7 separate regions of the Homo sapiens genome follow, and regions 1, 3, 4, 5, 6 and 7 are each linked to region 2. A link is a contact called in ENCODE Hi-C or POLR2A ChIA-PET data. All regions are on one chromosome and are shown on one strand. The core of a region is the stretch at or near the end of the contact, and the rest is flanking DNA. Distances in the headings are between cores, read along the strand shown.

Region 1 (2,700 bases), core at 26-2,525, 610 kb before region 2:
CACTTTCGTAAAATCTTTGTTTGGGATTCACTTTTACTTCGCCACTTGTCCCATTTTAATTAAAGCTTGCCAACTGAAGGACCTAAGAAAACAATATAGTTCTGCATTTTGCCAAATTGGGAAATTTCCAGGGCCCCCAAAATTTAGCGGGGAGACTCAGAGACTAGAATGGGAGAATAGGAAGCACCAACTTGCTCTAAAAGGAAGATTGGGTAAAAGCAGCACTCTTATTCCAGCTCTACAACCAAAGCAACTAAGACTTGGGCTGGCTGGCTGCCTAGCCACAGCATTCCCTCCTACTTCCCCATTATCTCCTGACCAGCAAGTCATCTTTGGTCACATATCTTTAATTATTTAGTTTGAGACAAAGTCTCACTATCACCCAGGCTGGAGTGCAGTGGCGCGATCTCGGCTCACTGCAACCTCCGCCTCCCGGGTTCAAGCGATTCTTCCACCTCAGCCTCCCGAGTAGCTGGGACTACAAGCGGGCACCACCATGCCCGGCTAATTTTTGTGTTTTTAGTGGAGATGGGGTTTCACCATGTCGGCCAGGCTGGTCTCGGACTCCTGACCTCAAGTGATCCGCCCACCTCTGCCTCCTGAAGTGCTGGGATTACAGGCATGAGTCACCAAGCCCGACTACATATTCCTTTTATTAATATTCCTGTTGAACTTAATTTTGGTCGTTTCCGGTGCAAAAATGTTAAGGTAAAGGGAATCAATAACAGCCACATTTGATGTATTTTTGTAATCCCCATCTCCAATTTCCATCCGGGCCTGAGTAACCAAAAACACTTTACAGGGGTAGACTGTCTCAACAGACATCAATTTGTAACCGCGTCTACCTCTACCACGGTATTCTAAAGACTCCGTCGAGGAAAACCTTTAGCTCGGGCAACGGGAGACACATTACAGAACACTGTCCGCCGCCGAAGAAACAGACGATACGCGGGAGAGTTGAACAGACACCCGGCCTCGCCCCGATTGCTTCACAGTCCTCAGCCACGCCCCTCCCAACCGGAACTACATCCCCCGCACTCCGCGCCCCCACGCACAGCGTGTCGTAGGCGTCCGAAGCCGCAGGCTCCCGCCCGGCTTCCCGGGACGCACAGGGCAGGCGCTGGGCATGCGCATGCTCGGCAGGCGGGGCAGCTGGAGTCTCCAGGCGCTGCAATCTGTTGCGCCGCCGCCCGCGGGAGCCGGCAGATCCGGGTCTTGTGGCTAAGAGTGACGTGGTCACTCGAATCAAAACAGAGGAGGGGGAGGAAGCCGGCGGCCAGAAACGGCAGTGGCAGCAGCGTCCGGAGCAGCCGCAGCCTTCTGGAAGCTCCAGGCGGTCTTTCTGCCGAGCCTCGGTCCCGGCCCCCATCCTCCCCGCCCCATCGGTTGTTGTCTGGGCGGGTGAGTGTCTCCCCCTCTCCCACCAGCGTTTGCTGGCTCACCCTCCCCTCGCCCCAGTTTTTCCTGGGGGCTCCTCAGGCTCTCGGGGACTGCGGCGGCTGCGGCAGAACAGGGCTGTTTCTCGGGCTTGGCGTTTCCTCGGCCGGGCTGGCGATTCTGCACCGGGAGAAGCTCCGCTGCTGCCGAGCCCGCGTCCCCCGCGAAGAGCCTGCAATTGGGTATTCTCTGCAGGATGTCAGAGTCGGGGCTTTGCAGGCAAGGGCAAGGTAGCCACGGGTGGTTTTATTTTTAGGATCAGATTGTCGACGGGTGGAGGCGTATCATGGAGTAAAAAGAGAGTCGTAGCTGGAAGGAAAAACTCACAAATCCTGAAATCCACACTATCTTGTTTACCGTCTCCCTCAGCCCTTTCTGGGTACGGTGAAGTCACTAGGATGCGTCCTTTGTTGTGATAAGTGAGACGAGAAAGCTGACACCCTGAAAGCGAGAGCTTTTTAGCTCCTATTGTGTCGCGAATTTAAAGGATCCCCTTTTTCTGTTTGCTCAGTAAGTGGAACCAAGGCTGACAGTAAAGAGGTAGCAGCACCCTTTATTGGAACTAATAGTGTGTGATAAACTGGTTACCGGCTCTACCCGAAGTCCCGTGTTGCTGTTTAAAGGCAGACTTCACCAAAGTGGCTGTTTATATGTGCCAGGATTTTAGCCGAGATGGTTTGCTAGCTGTAGAGAGTCGGTAGGATGTTTTCAGTTGCCCCAGTTGGCAAAACCGAGGCTGTGGCCTTAATAGAATGTGTTACTTTTGCATCGAGAGAGTCGGATGAGCTTCACACACGTAATAGCTACATTTGCAGAAGAGACCTTCCAGTTTGTGTGTGTTATTGTCAGAAACAGCAGCTGTACATATTATAACTTGGAAAGCGTAAGACCTTCCAGGTGTTGGAGTGTTGGGACGCTTAGGAGGCATTCTTGCTGCCCAGCGCTGTGGAGGTTGCAGGAGGCTTTGCATTCCCTTCCACTTAGGGTGGCTGGCCGCGCAGATTCCTTTAGTGTAGCCTGCTCCGAACTTGCCGCTCTCCGCGGCCGTCGACAGCACTGCGACCAGAAAACCAAACCTTTTTGTCCTAACTTTTTTTTTTTTTCCAACGTGGTGTTTAAGAACACCGCTTCACCCCCGAGAACTCATTAATTGAGGTGTTTCAGTGGTTAACAGCAAGAAAGAACAACAGTACGTGATAGTTAATTGCTCCTTATCAAACCCAGGAAGAGTTATGAGTTTAGATTATTTCCTTGAAGGGTATG
Region 2 (2,700 bases), core at 35-2,534:
ACCCCGTCTCTACTAAAAATACAAAACATTAGCTGGGCGTGGTGGTGCATGCCTGTAGTCTCAGCTACTCAGGAGGCTGAGGCAGGAGGATCACTTGGATCTGGGAGGCAGAGGTTGCAGTGAGCCAAGATTGCACCACTGCACTCCAGCCTGGAGACAGATTGAGACTCCGTTTCAAAAAACAAAAAACAAAAACAAAAGAATAAATGATTAAATTGATAAACTATACATTATTTCGTGTAATATTAGAAATACAATGAAGAACTGTGTTTCTCTGCATAAAACTTTTAGGTACGTGTTTTATACTCTGTTACAAAATAGTTGGGTGGAAAAACTCCCACCATATACAAAATGAAAAGGCAAATGACAACCTGGGAAAAATGTTTGCAAAACATATGCAAAGATTTCATATTCCCAATAGAGAAAAAAGTCTTATAGATCAACAGGAAGGATATAAATGCTGCAATAAAAGACATGAACATGCAATTAACAAAAGAAATTCAAATTGCCAGCAAATATTAAAAATCTTTAGAATTACTGTCAACCAAACAAATGCAAATTAAACAATACTTTTTTTTCCTTTTAAATTGGCAATGGTTAAAATGTTTCTATCTTCTAGATGTACTATTTTCTGAACACCAGAATTCAGCACAGCACCTGGCACCAAACAGGATCGACAATCATTTAATAAGTAAATGAATGAGTCATGTGCATGCAACCTAGACATGACTGACATTCACCCTTTTATTTCTTTCTCTCTTGAGAAGGGATCTCACTCTGTCACCCAGGCTGGAGTGCAGTGGCCTGTCATGGCTCACTGCAGTCTCAAATTTCTGGGTTCAAGTGATCCTCAGCTTCCTGAGTAGCTGGGACTACAGGAGTGCACCACCACACCTAGCTATATTAAAATTATTTTTGTAGAGAGGAGGGCTTGCTCTATTGACCAGTCTGGACTCAAACTCCTGAACTCAAGTGATCCTTCTGCCTTGGCCTCCCAAAGTGCTGGGATTACAGATGTGAGCCACTTCGCCCAGCCCACCGTTTTATTTTTGTGAGTATACTGTGGGTTTATATTTATAAATTGGGTGGGGAGAAGATCCCCTTGCTTCTTGAGATCATTTATTTACCTTTCTTGCTTAGAAAGACAAATAAATGGTCTGAAAGTGCTTATTTGGGGGGTAGTTTTTTTTTTTAATGGGAAGTGACTCAAAAGTGAAGTCTCAGTTCAAGACCTTTTTTTTTTTTTAAGTCTTACTCAAAAGGAAGTGAGTATGAGGTGAACTGCATTAACCTAAAGTGCTGCAGAGATAAACTTAAAGCAGGAAGCAACATACCATGAATGTACTGCAAGGGAACACATTTGTGTCATGTGAAGAGACATGACAAAAACAGCCCTCCTTAAATTATTTGTGGCAATAGTGATCACATTCATTTTAATTTTGCCGGAATATTTCAAGACACCGAAAGGTGAGTATATAATTGTAATCTAGCTTTCCTTTCTTAATTTAAAAAAATTAGTGTCAGCTAGTGGTTACAGAAAAGATCCTCTTTTTGGACACATGCTGCATAGGCTGAAGTTCTAGATCTGAAAAACTAATAAAACAAGATTGCAATTTTAGTTGACTGTTATATAGTACAGTAACCTAATTCATAGTACTTAATTATCATAGCATACCTAAAAATGAAAATATTTAAAATCTGTAGTCTAGATTTCAGACATTGAGATTACAATAATTGCATCATGATTTTGCTCTTTGAAACACTTTCTTCAAAGCAGTTTTTTTTTATTTTTTTATTTTTTATTTTTTTTTTTTGAGATGGAGTCTCTGTCGCTCAGGCTGGAGTGCAATGGCCTAATCTTGGCTCACTGCAACCTCTGCCTGCCGGATTCAAGCAATTCTCCTGCCTCAGCCTCCGAGTAGCTGGGATTACAGGCGCCCACCACCATGCCTGGCTAATTTTTGTATTTTTAGTAGAGACACGGTTTCACCATGTTGGCCAAACTGGTCTTGAACTCCTGACCTTGTGATCCACCCACCTCGGCCTCCCAAAATGCTGAGATTACAGGCTTGTGCCACTGTGCCTGGCCCAAAGCAGCTTTAAGTATGCTTTTTACATTTTGGAATTCTTTAATGAAGAAAGTGATATTTATTGTGTTAAAAATGCTAGAATTCCCTTTACTACAACTATTTCACACAGATAACTTACCGTCACCTTTTGACAAGAAAAAGCGTTTATATATTTTGAAAATACAATCAAAATAAGGTGAGTGGAAATTTAAACAGATGTATGTGTATGTATTTGTAACTGGAGAAAAATGGAACAAAATTAACTTTGTGAACGTTTCAGAAAATTGTGATATAATTGCTGAAACCTAGATTAGGAAAATAAATAGGTATAAATTTAAACTATTTTGATGTTAGCAAAGGACTTGAAAATTTATTAATGTGAGGTTCAAATGGTAATTGTGCTCCCTAGCATTTAATAAGAAGAAAAGGTGAAAAGAAAAGGCTGTATTCTATCATTAAATAGTCTTTATATGAATTTGATTAAAATCAGAGAAAAACTCATATTTGATTATTTGCTGCAATGAATATTTATTGTTGCATATATGTAATGCTAAATAGCCAGATAAAAATATTTTTGCTAATTATATTTGATGACATATTTCAGTGATTATTTGATGTTGCATTTACATGA
Region 3 (2,700 bases), core at 180-2,679, 950 kb after region 2:
CACACGACTGGGAAGGAGATGCGGGGCAGTCCCACCTTGGCAAGTGTGGGAATTAAAAGAAAGCAGCATGATGAATTTGATGACTGCAAGTAGTTCCCCACGGGGCCCAGCGAAGGGACAGGGAGTGCCTGCAGATGCTAAGAGGTGGGTCAGGTCAGGTGGTCAGAAGGAAAAGGGCCTCCTGTGCTGGGCAAGGCCACCATCCTGACCACACTCTGAAGAAGAGGTGAAAAACAGCAGAGAGTGCATGGGCAGTAACCACATGGAGTTACCCTGACTGCTGCCCACACTTAACCCTGTGATCTCATCCACGTGGATTTTTTTTAAAAGATGTCAGACCACCCAACATTGGTCGTTTACATTGTTCACTCTGTGATTACAGCTGCTGGTCAAACCTACTCAGCTTGGACCTCACTGTGGGCACAGAGGTCAGGACATCTGACCACTCCCTCCAGCAGCACAGGGGTCACAGCTGACAGAACCTAGACCATGAGTTCAGTCTACGGGAGAAGTTCTCAAAATGTGGTCCCCACACGAGCTTCAGCCTCAACACCACCTGGGAGCTTGTTAGAAATGCAAATTCTTGGTCCCACCCCAAACCTACTGGATCAAAAACTCTGGGGTAGATCCAGCAACCTGGATTTGAACAATTGGGAAATTCTAATGCACACAAAAGGTTGAATCTCTGGCCTTTGGCGTTCAGCACTTTTTTAGCCACTTACTTTACATTACAGTTACCTTAATTGGATATTTCACGTTATGTGACACTAGGGAACAAAGGTACCTTTTAAATACATTGTTTTAAATTAATTAAGCAATGACTCTACCCATTATGGATGGATGACCTGACCATTAAATAGAGTTTTAAAATGTAATATAACTTGCTTTTTTTTTTTGAGATGGAGTCTCGCTCTTGTTGCCCAGGCTGGACTGCAATGGCACAATCTTGGCTCATTGCAACCTCCGCCTTCCAGGGTTCAAGTGATTCCCTTGCCTCAGCCTCCCAAGTAGCTGCAATTATGGGTGCACACCACCACACCTGGCTAATTTTTTTGTATTTTAAGTAGAGATGAGGTTTCACCACGTTGACCAAGTCAGGTGTCGAACTCCTGATCTCAGGTGATCTGCCCGCCTCGGCCTCCCAACGTGCTGGGATACAGGCATGAGCCACCACACCTGGCCATATCACCATGTTTTTCAAACACCAGTCAAGTCGCACTTTCATCTTTGTCAAAGGCAAAGTTCAAAGCCAAAGACTGAACTAAATACCATTTTCTTAAGAATGTATTAAGGGGCCGCTCCCTGCTAATCCAGATCAACAACCTACACTATTACAGCAATAACAAATTTCCTTCCAGAAAACTTCCAGATCTGAACATAGTCAGAGACAGACTGATGACTCACCTAACATAAACAGAAAAATATACTACTAAAAGCTAAGATCACGATTTCTCAACCCACATCATTTAGGCATCTACAGAAAAGCAGCTCATTACAACCCAGCTTTCAACCCCTCCACCGTGGGAGCCTCCCCTCCAGCCCTGGCCTCCTCAGCCCAGGGTACTCCGGGCTGTCACACCCTGCTGAGAAAGGTGGGCTCAGTATCTCAGGGCCTTTCTGCTTCTGTTTCTACTGAGACATGGTGAAAAGAAAAGCAAGCCAACTTCCTCACCCTCAAATCTCCCCTAACAAAGTGTTATGAGGGTCAAAACTAGACCTGGAAAGAGAAAAGTGGCTATGTTACAGAGAAACAGCTATTAAACTATACCCCGTGAAGCTCTGGTTGCAAAGTCCATGCAGGAAGCCAGGGAGTGGAGAATGGAGCTCGGGCTGCTCTAATAAAATCATAGGGACTGGGTGGCTTAAACAACACACATTTGTTTCTCACAGTTCTGGAGGGGAAGTCCAAGATCAGGGTGGCAGTACAAGTGTATTCTAGTGAGAGCCCTCTCTCTTCCTGACTTGCAGAGAGCTTCCTTCTTGCTGTATCCTCACAGGGTGAAGAGAGAGGAAGCTCTGGGGTCTCTACCTCTTTTTGGGATGACAGTAATCCCATTCATGAGGGCTTCACTCACACAATCTCATCTAAACTTAATCACCTCCCAAGGGCCTCCCTTCAAACACCATAACACTGTGCATTAGGGCTTCAACATAGGAATTTTGGGGGGACACAAATGTTCAGTCCATAGCAGGAGCAAATCTGATTCCAAGCTACCCCATCCCTAAAACAAAGCAGGTTTGATTTAACGTTTTACAGAGCCTCTGACAACTTCCCTTTTAAAAAAGTTCAATCTGTACCTAAGAAAAAAGGAATATGTTTAAAGCCCAGGAAACAAGGCTTTATTACGATGGAAAGGCATGGGATGGCCTTGAGCTGAGCCTCAATGGATTGGCACAATTCAGAATTTTTTTGAAGCGGGAGGGAAGGCCTGGGGGTGCCAGAAAGGGATTTGTTTGAGCAAAGTCACCAAGTACTCTGGCTCAGAGCTGTCCTTTCTTTTGAATTCACAGCACTTGCTTTCTATGTCATTAACGTGGCCACCGACCTGTGCTGCTGTGCGGCACCTTTCATCTTTGCTGTTCTTTAACTTTAAGCCAGGTCCTGGGATCGGACTTGAAAGTGGACTCTAGCGTCTGGTCTGCTTTCATCCCGCTTCCTCACCCAGACTTCTTCCTTGTCAACACAGGACAACCTGACCT
Region 4 (2,700 bases), core at 93-2,592, 670 kb before region 2:
AAATAAACGTAGTACAAATGTATCTAAATTCTGCAGGACTTAAGAGCAACGGGAGGCAACTTTTTTGAAAATCTGTTAAGTCGTGATAAATCTCAATAAGGAGATGAAACAATGTATTAATCTGGTGAAATTTCACATTTTTAATAGGTCTGCTTTTCAAAAGTAAGAATCAAGTTAACTATGAGGGACATCATAATGAAGTTTCGTGGCACAACACGAGTCACAGAGGCACTGTCTTAAGACAGTCTCTCTGATCTGTAACTTGTAAACAATATTTTGAAATAAGCTACTCATACATTCCATTATTTGTTTCCTAACTAAAAATATTTACATGTCTTTAATACACCAAACACCTTGCCTTTGCCCACTCAAAAGATTGAGATGTCAATAAAGATGAGGCCTAGGAATTTGGGGGTTAAGTGGAAAAGAGATAATTATCTTATTTGGAATTAACTTGCTAACTCAGGTGAAAATTCCCTTACCCCTGCCACCAAATAAGACAGTATTCTATTATGTCTCCCTTTGACTCCTAACACCCAACTAAGAAGGACTAACTCTGAATGTCCTTCCTTTTTAATCAATACCTAAGGACTCACTGCTCCTTCCCCAAGAAAAGAACAGTGAAGGCCTGACAGGCAATAACCCCGAATACCCTCAAAAGTGTGGGCCTTCGAGCAGCACTGCTCTTGGGATCCAGTTACCACCTTTCCCCTTCCCCCAACCCACTTCCCGGGTTTTCTCAGGCTCGGCCTGCTCCCTCCCCACCCCACAGCCACATTTCCAGCTGCGGCCACCGCCTCGGGTTCTCTTGTGAGCTTCCATCCCTCCGAGGAGTTGCCCCCTGTCCATCACCTCCCCAAACCATGTTCCACCCCAGACCACCCGCCCGCGAGACCGTCCATCCTAGCGCTCTGGGAGGGGAGGGGAAGGCGGCGGAAGGAGGAGGGGAACACTGCTGCTTCCTCACAGGCAGAAGGGCGGCCGCAAGGAGGACCACCCAGGGACTACCGGGGATATCGGGGTCGCAGCTGGGAGGACCCTCCCGCCCCAGGCAGAGGTGGGGGATATCCGGGAGTTCATTTCTGACCTCCTCGCTCTTCAGCACCTCCTTGAACTCCCGCTTGATTCGCTGCACCGCGATGTTGGCCATGTCTCCGCCCGCAGCTGATTCGTACCCGCCTCCTCCGCCACCGCTACGACCACCGCCACCGCCGCCACCTCTTCCTCCACCGCCTCCTCCCTCGGCGATTCAGACCTGAGCACACGAACACTGCCACTACCACCCCGGCCGCCGCGCTCGCCTCAGTGTGGAATCACCTCCGCGCCCGGCCACCAAAATGGCGCCGGGTCGGCGCATGCGCACGACGTTGACCCGGCCGGGCGGCGCAGCCGCTCCCGTTGGAGCCCCCATACGCCCGAGCCACGAGCTCGCGTCTCGGCTGGGGCTGCGGCCGCGTGGCTCCGCCCTGCCGGCGTCTGGGGCCGCGAGGGTGCGGCTTCCAAGCTGGCCGGCCCTAGCCGGCCCCCCCGGCCCTTCCCGGCGCCTCCGCTCCTGTTTAAACCCGGGTGCTGTGGTCTGGGCTTCCAGCGCTGGCCTCTGACCGAAGGTTCGGGCGCAACCGAACGGGTTTCCGACGCCGCACTCGGCTGGAACGCCGCCCTGACTCAGCTAGACCCGGAACCCGGAGGCTGAACGCCGTGTCTAGCGCAGGAAAACGCTCTCCCGGATCTCGGTCCGGCCCATTTTCAGTTGGTGTAGCCCCAGAAAATCTACTGCAGTCGTTTTTGTTCTGCAACATTTATAGTACCACGATTATTCCCATCATCTCAGGTAGCACAGATTATTGAATTAAGGCTGGTTATTGTTGGATCAGATTGGGTTTGAGACAGGTACTCGGTGGAGAGGCCTGAGGGTGGGTTTAGAAGCCAGATGTTGCTCTTTGACCTATTTAATACCGAGCTTGACACACACACACAATCTCTCTCTCTCTCTCTCTCTCTCTCTCACACACACACACACACACACACACACACACTCCTATGCCCATCCCTAGAGTGTAGGGTGGGCCTAAGACTGCGCTTCTAACAAGTCTCCCAGTTGCTGCTGCTGTTGGTGCTGGTTCCGGGACCACATTATGAGAACCACTGAACTGAATGAAGCATGTGAAAATTCACATATATTAAAGTGAAAATTGGAGAAATGGAAACAATTACAGTACCCTTCAGGGGACTCGGGGTGGGGGAGGGGGAGCCTTATTTCTGTAAACCTAGGCCTCAAAGGTGCCTGGTGATAGTAGGCACTCAATAAATATTGAATGAGTAAATGAGTACAGATAAGACTAAAACGTTTTTGCTGGCGCGGCGGATCGCTTGAGGTCAGGAGTCCGAGACCAGTCTGGCCAACATGGTGAAACCCCATCTCTACTAAAAATACAAAAATCAGCCAGGTGTGGTGGCAGGCACCTGTAATCCCAGCTATTCTGGAGGCTGAGGCAGGAACATCGCTTGAACCTGGGGGTCGGAGGTTGCAGTGAGCGAGATCGCGCCACTGCACTCCAGCCTGGGCCACAGTGCAAGATTCTGTCTCAAACAAAACAAAACAAAACAAAAAGTATAAAATATTTTAAGTGGAAAGTAAGTTTGAAAGTGGTTTCTGGGCCAGGTGCGGTGGCTCACGCCTGTAATCCCAGCACTTTGGGA
Region 5 (2,700 bases), core at 195-2,694, 900 kb after region 2:
CTGGTCTGAGTCACTCCTGAGGCTGGACAAGTGCAGTGCCCACCTCCCCCAGGGTCTTGCCTAAGCCGTTCCCTGAGCACTGGTCACTACACAAAGCTGCAAGGTACCTGGCCCCTCTGCAAGGGGGACTGGCTCTCATCTTCTTTCTTGCTGGCCCATCTCAGAGCAATTCCACTAGAGTTGTAATTACTGGGGATCTAGAGCCTTCCTGTCATCCTGGCTCTTAGGTTCTTCATAGTTTTCAGTCAAGTTCCAGAATTTTGGTACTGAAGAAAATTTCTCTTCTGTTTGCCAAAGTAGGAATGACTATTTCCATACTTTCGATGTTTTGCCGAAAAGATAAAACTATTTTAAGTTACTGAAGCAATAGAGCTACATTATTGGAAGCTTGAAAAATAAAAGAAAAATCACCAAATACAACTTTTATATCTAGCTATATTTCCTATTTCCTAAAAGCATGTTTTTCTAGTTCTAAACATAACCAACATAAAATTTCCTATCCCACTTTTCCTTTACTTAACATTGTATCAAATAAGAGCTTTTTCATGTCGCTATATATAACTGGCTTCATGATATTCTACCAGCTCAACCTACCATCATCATATTAATCCAGTCATCAAGTGTTAGACATCTAGTTCCAAGTTTCTGTTATTATAAGTGACAAGTCTAGGAGAATAACCTTATACATATGGCTTCCCTCATATTTTGGATTATTTCCTGAGGATACATTCCAAGAAACGGGATGACTGAGTCAAAGGGTATGAATATTTTACTGGCTTGGGATATGTTTCGCCAAATTGTCTCCCAACAGCCACTAATCAATGTGCACTGCCATCAGCAACATGCTAATGTTCTGCATACAGTATACCCTTGGTGCTGGGTACTGGCATCAAGAAATGTCTTTCTATTATCTAGTAGAGTAAAGCATTATATGTTACATAAGTTTAAATTACACATGAAGCCAAATACTTTCCCAGATATTTGTTTACTAGATATCTCCTCTTCGGTGAATTGTCTGTTTATGTTCTTGGCTCATTTGCTATTGTAGACTCAGCATTTCTCTTCACAGTCCATGGACACTGATTAATAAAGTCATGAACCCTGATGGTTTGCAGAACTCGCCACAGAGCTTCCGCCTTCCTAACCCCCTGCCCTCCAATCTGCTGGTCCCATTGTCATACCAAGGGCTGGAGAGTGGGAACAGTCGGCCTGGTATCAGCAACAAGGGGGCACACACTATCTGTAGTGAATTACAAAAAACATCAAACCCACTAAAAGTCCCTCTGCTTGTTATTACCACTGCATGTGAGCAATTTTCAACAACGCCAGTGGTAAACCACTTCTCCCCGCCACGCCCCACCCTCCTGGTATGGCACCAGTTGTCCTCGTACAAAACTACTCCTTTTCCACGGTGCAAACTGCCCAAGAAGTGACGGCTCCCCCACAGGCAGAAGAGGCACCTTTGCCCCTGATTTGAGGTGTGTCTTCTGAATACAGGAACCCTGGTTTCTAACCTACAAGCTCAACTGGAACAGGGGCTCCTTTGTTCATTGTGTTTCTAACAGAGTTGCCCACAGCAGGGTTTCTCAGCTGTTTGTGTGTATGTGAATCCCCTGGTGATCTCACTGAAATGCAGATTCTGATTCAGCAGGTCTCGGGTGTGGCCCCAGATGCTGAGTTTCTAACAAGCTCTGACATGATATGATGACAATGCTGGGCTGAGGCCATGCTCTGAGTGGAGCCTAAAGGATGCTGAAAATAGGCTATTTGCCCTGCCTCCCACAGCCACCCTTCCTCTTTTTCTTCCTTAAACTGAGCTGAGACTTCACAGCCACAGAGCACCCACTGTGACAAGAATACAACACTGACCTCCTTTCCTTTGTTACTAATTATTCCCAAAGTTTCCATTCTTCTTGGGTCAGAAGATGTAGATGGTTTATTCAATGGACAGGTCCTTTGGTAAGTACACTGCCACAAAGGCTTCAGACACCCTTGGTCTTCTGTCCTGGGCTCTGTCACCTTTGGAATTGCCCTCTCTGGCTGCTTTCAGCCTGTCCACATTGAGCCAGAGCTCCAGAGCCCTGTCCTTGGCCACCTCTTCCACCCAGGATCCAGCTGTGTCCCAGTTGCTCAGGCTGAGACTATCTATACAGGGAAGGCATTTAATGAAATGGAACCACAGCTATCACAGAGGACCACCCAGATGCCCTCACTTCCTGCCCCACCCCATCTGTACACAGGGCAGTATGCTCCACCATCTGCAATGGAAGCATCCATTACATCTACTCTGAAGACCCCCAAGATTTGGGCCTGGGGGATCTCTAAGGCTGCAGAGGAATCATGCTGGACCCCATGTCTGCTTTCTGTGTAGAACTTAAGACTACAGCACCCTCTGGATGGGAGGGGGCAGTAGGAAAGCAGAAAGCCTGACAGAGAACACTCAGATGTCAAGTTCAGATAGAAACACCAGAGGGAAAGAGGGGAGAGATGCGGGTAGATCTACTTTCTATAAGGACCACTGATAAAAACCCGGGCCCTAAATGCAAATTTTTGTGCTCCCGATACCCCCAAAATGTTGAACACCTCAGGTTCTGAGAATTGCTCTCTGCTCTCATTCCTGTACCTTCTCACATGCTGTGATCCTTTAGTTCAGGGATCAGCAAACCACCACCTGTGGACCAAGCCCATCACGCTGCACAG
Region 6 (2,700 bases), core at 47-2,546, 730 kb after region 2:
TCAATCTTTTATAGTTGCATGTCCATACCTAATCTGACAGCATTTGGTGATGGTGGGGAGAATGTTCTTTGCTATATTTTCATCCATTTACATAATTCCTAATTACATATTTTTTTCACTGCAAACTTTATAAACACATCTGGGAACAAACAAAACTGACTCCTGGTAAGTAGACCATGCAACTGGTGGGAGATGTGTTTAGATGCACTGTGAGAATGCCAGTGTCACATCTTGAGCCTACTGAGGACTTTGCAGATAGAATAGAGGTTGTATCCATTAATCTAGTGGTTTCCTTAAGTGGAGATGAGTTAAGGGACTCTATTGTATACAAGTCAACAATGATTGTGTTTGGGTTGCATAGTCTTCCTTCTCATCTTTTTTTTTTTTTTTTTTCTGGCAGGGTCTTTCTCTGTCACCGAGGCTGGAGTGCAGTGATGCAATCATGGCTCATTGCAACCTCAAACTCCTGGGCTCAAGAGATCCTCCTGCCTCAGCCTCCCAAGTAGCTGGGACTACAGGTGCCTGCCACAACACCCACTTGATTTCTAAATTTTTTGTAGAGACAGTCTCTCCATGTTGCCCAGGCCTCCCAGAGAGCTGAGATTACAGGCGCGAGCCACTGCACCCGGCCCTATTCCAATTTTTTAAAAATGATGAACATGTATTATGGCTCTTACCTGACAAAGAAAAAAAATCAACACTTCATTTTTTGGAAAGTATTTTTTTAGTAAATCCATTTCCAGAAGACTAGAATGCAAACACAAAGAAAATGAGCAGTGAATATTGTTAATTCATGCACCCTTGTATCCAAACAATGGGTTGCTAGATTCTACAGAACACTAGGATCTGAGCATCAGCAGTCATTGTTGTTACTTGATGAAAGGACAATGTATTATTGATTGCTGCTATTATAAGGCACAATTTCCTAAATGCTACAGAAGTCAGAGGGGAATCCAGCTTTATACTAAGAAGGTTCACATACTCTAATATTCACATTCTAGTTTCATTTTGACTCTAAAATTGCACAGAAACCAAATGAGCAAATCTGCATTTCCTCCTAAATCTATATGCAAACGGTGAGGCAGGGATTCCCCTTGTAGTTGGCATTCGTTAGCAGAAAGGATTCTGGACAACCTCAAGCTCAAACTGCCTTAGCACCAATCCAATCTAGCTGAATTGGACACTTCCTGTGCTTTGCCAAATTTCACAGATCTCATTGCAAGCTCACTCCTCTGTAACATATCATTGTTACTTTGCTTTCTGATCAACTCTTAATTCTCACAGTCTTCCTTGATCAAGAGAGAGGAAGTGAGAGAGGTGTGCAGTTATTGCTGCATTGATTGTCATCACTTGACAGATGGAGAAGCCAAGGTTACAAGCCACGTTTTTTTTAATCACAATGGAGCATGCCATATCTCTCCTCTGTCTCAGAAATTTGATCATAGGACACTTCATGGGGTGTTTTTTCTTTTCTTTTTAACATTTTTTGAGATGGAGTCTCACTCTGTCGCCCAGGCTGGAATGCAGTGGTGTGATCTCGGCTCGCTGCAACCTCCACCTCCTGGGTTCCAGCGATTCTCCTGCCTCAGACTCCCAAGTAGCTGGGATTATAGGAATGTGCCACCATGTCTGGCTAATTTTTGTGTTTTTAGTAGAGACAGGGTTTCACCATGTTGCCCAGGCTGGTCTCGAACTCCTGACCTCAAAGTGATCCACCTGCCTCAGCCTTCCAAAGGCTTGAGTGTTGGTATTACAGGCATGAGCCACTGCACCTGGCCCATGAGGTGTATTTTCAAGCAAACTATATGTATGAAGCTCATTTCATCACAGGGACAATGGCAGGAGAGTGTAAGAATGCGAGTACAAAGCCTTGGCTAGGCCCCACCTTCTGGTCTTGTCCCTCAGCCCTTCACTACATGCTTTCAGAAGTCTCAGCCTGAAGTCCTTTCAAAAGAGTCCCCCCACTTAAAAAATTGTGCAGAAGAGGCCAGGGGTGGTGGCTCACGCCTGTAATCCCAGCACTTTGGGAGGCCGAGGCGGGTGGATCATGAGGTCAGGAGATCAAGACCAACCTGGCTAACACGGTGAAACCCCATCTCTAATAAAAATACAAAAACCAGATTAGCTGAGTGCGGTGTCAGGTGCCTGTAGTCCCAGCTACTTGGGAGGCTGAGGCAGGAGAATGGTGTGAACCTGGGAGGCAGAGCTTGCAGTGAGCCAAGATCGTGCCACTGCACTCCAGCCTGGGTGACAGAGTGAGACTCTGTCTCAAAAAAAAAAAAAAAATTGTGCAGAACAACCAAACCGAAAGCCTGAGAACCGTGTTCCCAGGCTCCTTAAATGTAATGATGTCCCTCATACTAGTACATTTGCGTCCGGAATTGGTGGGTTCTTGGTCTCACTGACTTCAAGAATGAAGCCATGGACCCTCGCGGTGAGTGTTACAGTTCTTAAAGATGGTGTGTCCAGAGTTTGTTCATTCTGATGTTCGGACATGTTCGGAGTTTCTTCCTTCTGGTGGGTTTGTGGTCTTGCTGGCTTCAGGAGTGAAGCTGCAGACCTTCGCAGTGAGTGTTACAGCGCTTAAGGCAGCACCTCTGGAGTTGTTCATTCCTCCCGTCCAGAGTTGTTCATTCCTCCCGGTGGGTTCCTGGTCTCACTGGCCTCAGGAGTGAAGCTGCAGACCTTCGCAGTGAGTGT
Region 7 (2,704 bases), core at 75-2,574, 950 kb before region 2:
TGAGGACACTTTTAAATGGATTCTGCCTGGTACTGTAAATGCCCAAGAACAAAGCATTGACTTTTGGGCAGAGTTCTAGCAAATCAGCAACTGTGGAGTGTCAGATTCGCAATGACTGCTCTTGTGTAATACGTCAAAAACAAGTCAGTGAGCTGAAATGCAGTACCTTTACTATTTTTAAGTTGACGTTAAAGGATGTGGGAAAAAAATAGACCAATGGGTACCCATCAAGAATAATTTGAATAAACAATCGAATATCATTTTAAACTATGGTAGTGGTCAGTTTCAAGAGCTGAATGTGATTTCATATTATCGTATCCTTTTTTCAACTTTCTCTTCGGAAATTTTGTGTATGCTCTTGATTTTTTTTAAATAGGTAAGTGTATGTTCTTGCGTTAATTTGTTTCAATTACATACATTAAATTGCTCAAACACTGCTGCGTGCACTGTTTTTACCTGATAGTGGTTTTCCTTTGGATGACAGAAAACGTTAATGCTTGGTAGGTTTAAAACATTTTTAAAAAATGAGCTCTTCCTTATTTACAAGAATCACCCACCCAATTAATAAATGCTTATTTCTGGGTTCCACTCTCAGAGATTTTTATGTTTATGTATATTTTTATATTTTTTAGTGTTTTATTTTATATGTTATATTTTTATATGTTTTATGTTCATATATATTTTTACGTTAAAAAAACATATATTTTTATGTTTTTTAATCTTTGGAGTTGGAAACCTACGTTTTCAGCCAGTACCCAAAGTGATTGTGAGGCCTGGTGGCCCAAAGACCATACCTTGAGAACGACTCGACCCAATGCTATTTTCATGTTTTGCAGCTTTCAAAATATTAACTTCAGAAATCTAAGGAGGGTGGGCAACTCGGGTGGCTGTCAGAAGACCCGAGAGTGAGCCGCTCACGCTGCGCCCCATTGCACAACTTTCCTTGACTTTGCAGATCTCTCCCTGAGGAGGAAATCAGTTCATTTTCACCGAGCAATTAACTACCTCCCAACCAGTTTCGTCTATGTCCCTCAGGATGACCCCCAAAAGTCACCAGCTCATCGCCGCTGCGAAAGATAAAGCACTGTTTGCCCTGCGTGCCCTCGCAAGGCCGCGGGAACCTGGGCTCGCTTCCCGCCACCCGGGCTCCTCCTCCTCTCGCCCTCTCCGGTCGGGTCCTCCGGGAGGCGCCCCGCGCGGCAGGTATTGGCGCCAACCGGGTGGCGGCGCTGTCCGCCCTGCGCGCGGCCGCCTCGGGCCCGAGGGAGGCGGATGCACGGCCGGCGGAGGAAGGGGAGGGAGCGAGGAGCGCGCGCTGCTCTCGCGTGCTCTCGCGCCGCTCGCGTGACCGGCCGGTGTGTGCGCGAGGCCCCGGCTCCCGGGGCACGGACGGCCGGGCGCGCGCCTCTGCGAGGGGCGTCCGGGTCCGAGTCGGCGGTCCGGGCCGGCGCGAGGTGCGTGCGGGCGGGCCGCGGGGGTCCCGGACGGACACAAGCGCACACACTCCCGGAGGAGCCTTCGAGGCTGCTCTTCCTCGGCCAGACGGAGAGCGGCACTGTCTCCCCGCCCAGCGCTCACTCGCCCCGCGTCTCCCCCCGCGGCGGCTGCTCCTCCTCGGCACCGCCAGCCCCAGCGCCGCTCCCGGGCGGGCGGGCGGCGGCGGCGGCGGCGGCGGGACCCGCGGAGCCGCTTTGTGTGCAGCCCGACTAGGGGCGGCGGCGCAACCACCTGACAGAGGCCCGGGCGCTCGATGCACCTTCCGCCCGCATGAGGAGGAGGTAAAGGCGGCGGCGGCTCGGCTCCCGCCCTAGGCTGCTGGAGGGAGGGGACGGAAGGGGAGACTGGAGGGGGGGGCCGCGGGTCCGAGGCCCGGTGGGGCCGCCCGAGGGTGCCGGGAAGGCCTCGGCGGTGCCGGAGGCGCCAAGCGGCCGGGGGCCAGAGAAGCAGCTGGGGTCCCTCAGCCGAAGTTGAAGGAACAAAATGTGAAGTGCGGAGGCGCGTCAGCCGCTTCCTGGCGTGGGGCTGAGGGTGGAGGGCGGCTTGTTTTCCCCTCCCGCGGGGGTGAGGGAGCGGAACAGGGGAGGGGTGGCAGCGCGGCGGGGACTACCCCGGGTCCGAGGCTCGGCTGGGCAAGGGCGTTTTGTTCCCGGCAGCCGCCGCTGCGCGTGGGTCCGCTGGGTCCCTAGTTTTGCGGCCTAAGCCGAGCCCTATAGGCCTCGGGTCTGGTTTCCCGGAGGGGACTGGCCGGGCGGGACTGGGTGCTTCCCCACCGCCGAGCGGGGGCCTTGGGGTCCTTGCCGGCCTCCCGGGGCCGCCAAACTTCGGACCCTGGTGCTCGGGGGTGGATTTCATTGTGAAAGGCGGAATGGGAAACTCCTGGCGCTGTTCGGCGGCCACGGCGGCTGGTGCGGAGGAGCCCCGTGAGCCTGGGGCTGGCAGGGCCGGGTTGGCGGGGCCGGCGGGGTTCGATCCCTGGGAAAGAGCGGGTGGCGAGGCCGCTGCCGGGTCCCCGGCCTCTGGGGAGACAGGGCCTTTTCCAGATTAGAGAGATTTGAAATGAAAAAAGAGGTTACAAAGTCGCCCCTTTCCCGCTGAACTTTGGTTTTCTGACCGATAGAGGCCGGTAGAGGACTGTGAACCAAAAGTTGTCCCCCAGGATGGACTTCACCGCGCAGCCCAAGCCTGCCACTGCCCTCTGTGGCGT

The links. Hi-C counts contacts between places; a loop is a spot of excess contacts on that map. ChIA-PET counts read pairs that join two places held with the same protein, here RNA polymerase II (POLR2A). Pooled maps may share reads with other maps.
Region 1: a map of B cell shows a loop between it and region 2 (3-fold over the local background). The contact joins the promoter of SMIM14 here to the promoter of TMEM156 in region 2. A Hi-C loop is called at or near these places in 4 of 168 maps with a recorded cell type or tissue (B cell, GM12878, ascending aorta and 1 more), 4 of 37 single-sample maps with no recorded cell type and 16 of 50 pooled maps. POLR2A ChIA-PET finds 5 or more read pairs at or near these places in 2 of 52 experiments (T-cell and activated B cell).
Region 3: a pooled map shows a loop between it and region 2 (4-fold over the local background). The contact joins the enhancer-like site here to the promoter of TMEM156 in region 2. A Hi-C loop is called at or near these places in 5 of 50 pooled maps. POLR2A ChIA-PET finds 5 or more read pairs at or near these places in 2 of 52 experiments (GM12878 and activated T-cell).
Region 4: a loop to region 2 is called in a pooled map, with 6 times the contacts of the local background. The contact joins the promoter of UBE2K here to the promoter of TMEM156 in region 2. A Hi-C loop is called at or near these places in 11 of 50 pooled maps. POLR2A ChIA-PET finds 5 or more read pairs at or near these places in 2 of 52 experiments (OCI-LY7 and naive thymus-derived CD4-positive, alpha-beta T cell).
Region 5: a loop to region 2 is called in a map with no recorded cell type, with 25 times the contacts of the local background. The contact joins the enhancer-like site here to the promoter of TMEM156 in region 2. A Hi-C loop is called at or near these places in 1 of 168 maps with a recorded cell type or tissue (naive thymus-derived CD4-positive, alpha-beta T cell), 6 of 37 single-sample maps with no recorded cell type and 11 of 50 pooled maps. POLR2A ChIA-PET finds 5 or more read pairs at or near these places in 4 of 52 experiments (BJ, H1, activated CD4-positive, alpha-beta T cell and 1 more).
Region 6: a map with no recorded cell type shows a loop between it and region 2 (23-fold over the local background). The contact joins the enhancer-like site here to the promoter of TMEM156 in region 2. A Hi-C loop is called at or near these places in 2 of 168 maps with a recorded cell type or tissue (CD4-positive, alpha-beta memory T cell and gastrocnemius medialis), 15 of 37 single-sample maps with no recorded cell type and 14 of 50 pooled maps. POLR2A ChIA-PET finds 5 or more read pairs at or near these places in 4 of 52 experiments (GM12878, IMR-90, T-cell and 1 more).
Region 7: a loop to region 2 is called in a pooled map, with 5 times the contacts of the local background. The contact joins the promoter of PDS5A here to the promoter of TMEM156 in region 2. A Hi-C loop is called at or near these places in 3 of 168 maps with a recorded cell type or tissue (B cell, ascending aorta and sigmoid colon) and 14 of 50 pooled maps.

What each region holds. Positions count from the first base shown.
Region 1 is chr4:39,637,440-39,640,139 of GRCh38, reverse strand. SMIM14 (small integral membrane protein 14) reads left to right here and starts at 1,275. Exons shown (of 5, transcript NM_174921.3): 1 at 1,275-1,401. It overlaps SMIM14-DT (SMIM14 divergent transcript), which reads right to left and starts at 1,000. Exons shown (of 6, transcript NR_183845.1): 1 at 846-1,000. RefSeq lists an enhancer at 616-1,333.
Region 2 is chr4:39,030,993-39,033,692 of GRCh38, reverse strand. It overlaps TMEM156 (transmembrane protein 156), which reads left to right and starts at 1,284. Exons shown (of 7, transcript NM_024943.3): 1 at 1,284-1,467. The coding sequence starts at 1,380.
Region 3 is chr4:38,077,925-38,080,624 of GRCh38, reverse strand. The region is part of intron 14 of TBC1D1 (TBC1 domain family member 1); the gene reads right to left. Among named protein-coding and RNA genes, the nearest start is that of PTTG2, 120 kb to the right of the region's middle. RefSeq lists enhancers at 1,463-1,572, 1,673-1,842. Within about 2 kb of position 1,429, at least 3 of the 41 ENCODE cell types and tissues checked have a DNase peak (open chromatin) inside an H3K27ac peak, as active enhancers do.
Region 4 is chr4:39,696,778-39,699,477 of GRCh38, reverse strand. UBE2K (ubiquitin conjugating enzyme E2 K) reads right to left here and starts at 1,342. Exons shown (of 7, transcript NM_005339.5): 1 at 1,088-1,342. The coding sequence starts at 1,150. RefSeq lists a silencer at 1,359-1,648 and an enhancer at 1,729-1,788.
Region 5 is chr4:38,128,040-38,130,739 of GRCh38, reverse strand. All of the region lies in intron 20 of TBC1D1 (TBC1 domain family member 1), which reads right to left. Among named protein-coding and RNA genes, the nearest start is that of PTTG2, 170 kb to the right of the region's middle. RefSeq lists enhancers at 881-1,733, 1,354-1,773, 1,854-2,013, 1,734-2,587. Within about 2 kb of position 1,444, at least 13 of the 41 ENCODE cell types and tissues checked have a DNase peak (open chromatin) inside an H3K27ac peak, as active enhancers do.
Region 6 is chr4:38,305,172-38,307,871 of GRCh38, reverse strand. No RefSeq gene overlaps it. Among named protein-coding and RNA genes, the nearest start is that of LINC02513, 60 kb to the left of the region's middle. Within about 2 kb of position 1,296, at least 3 of the 41 ENCODE cell types and tissues checked have a DNase peak (open chromatin) inside an H3K27ac peak, as active enhancers do; they include GM12878, where a contact is called at or near this core.
Region 7 is chr4:39,976,531-39,979,234 of GRCh38, reverse strand. It overlaps PDS5A (PDS5 cohesin associated factor A), which reads left to right and starts at 1,324. Exons shown (of 33, transcript NM_001100399.2): 1 at 1,324-1,778; 2 at 2,618-2,704. The coding sequence starts at 2,658. RefSeq lists silencers at 1,100-1,739, 1,790-2,539 and an enhancer at 2,077-2,704.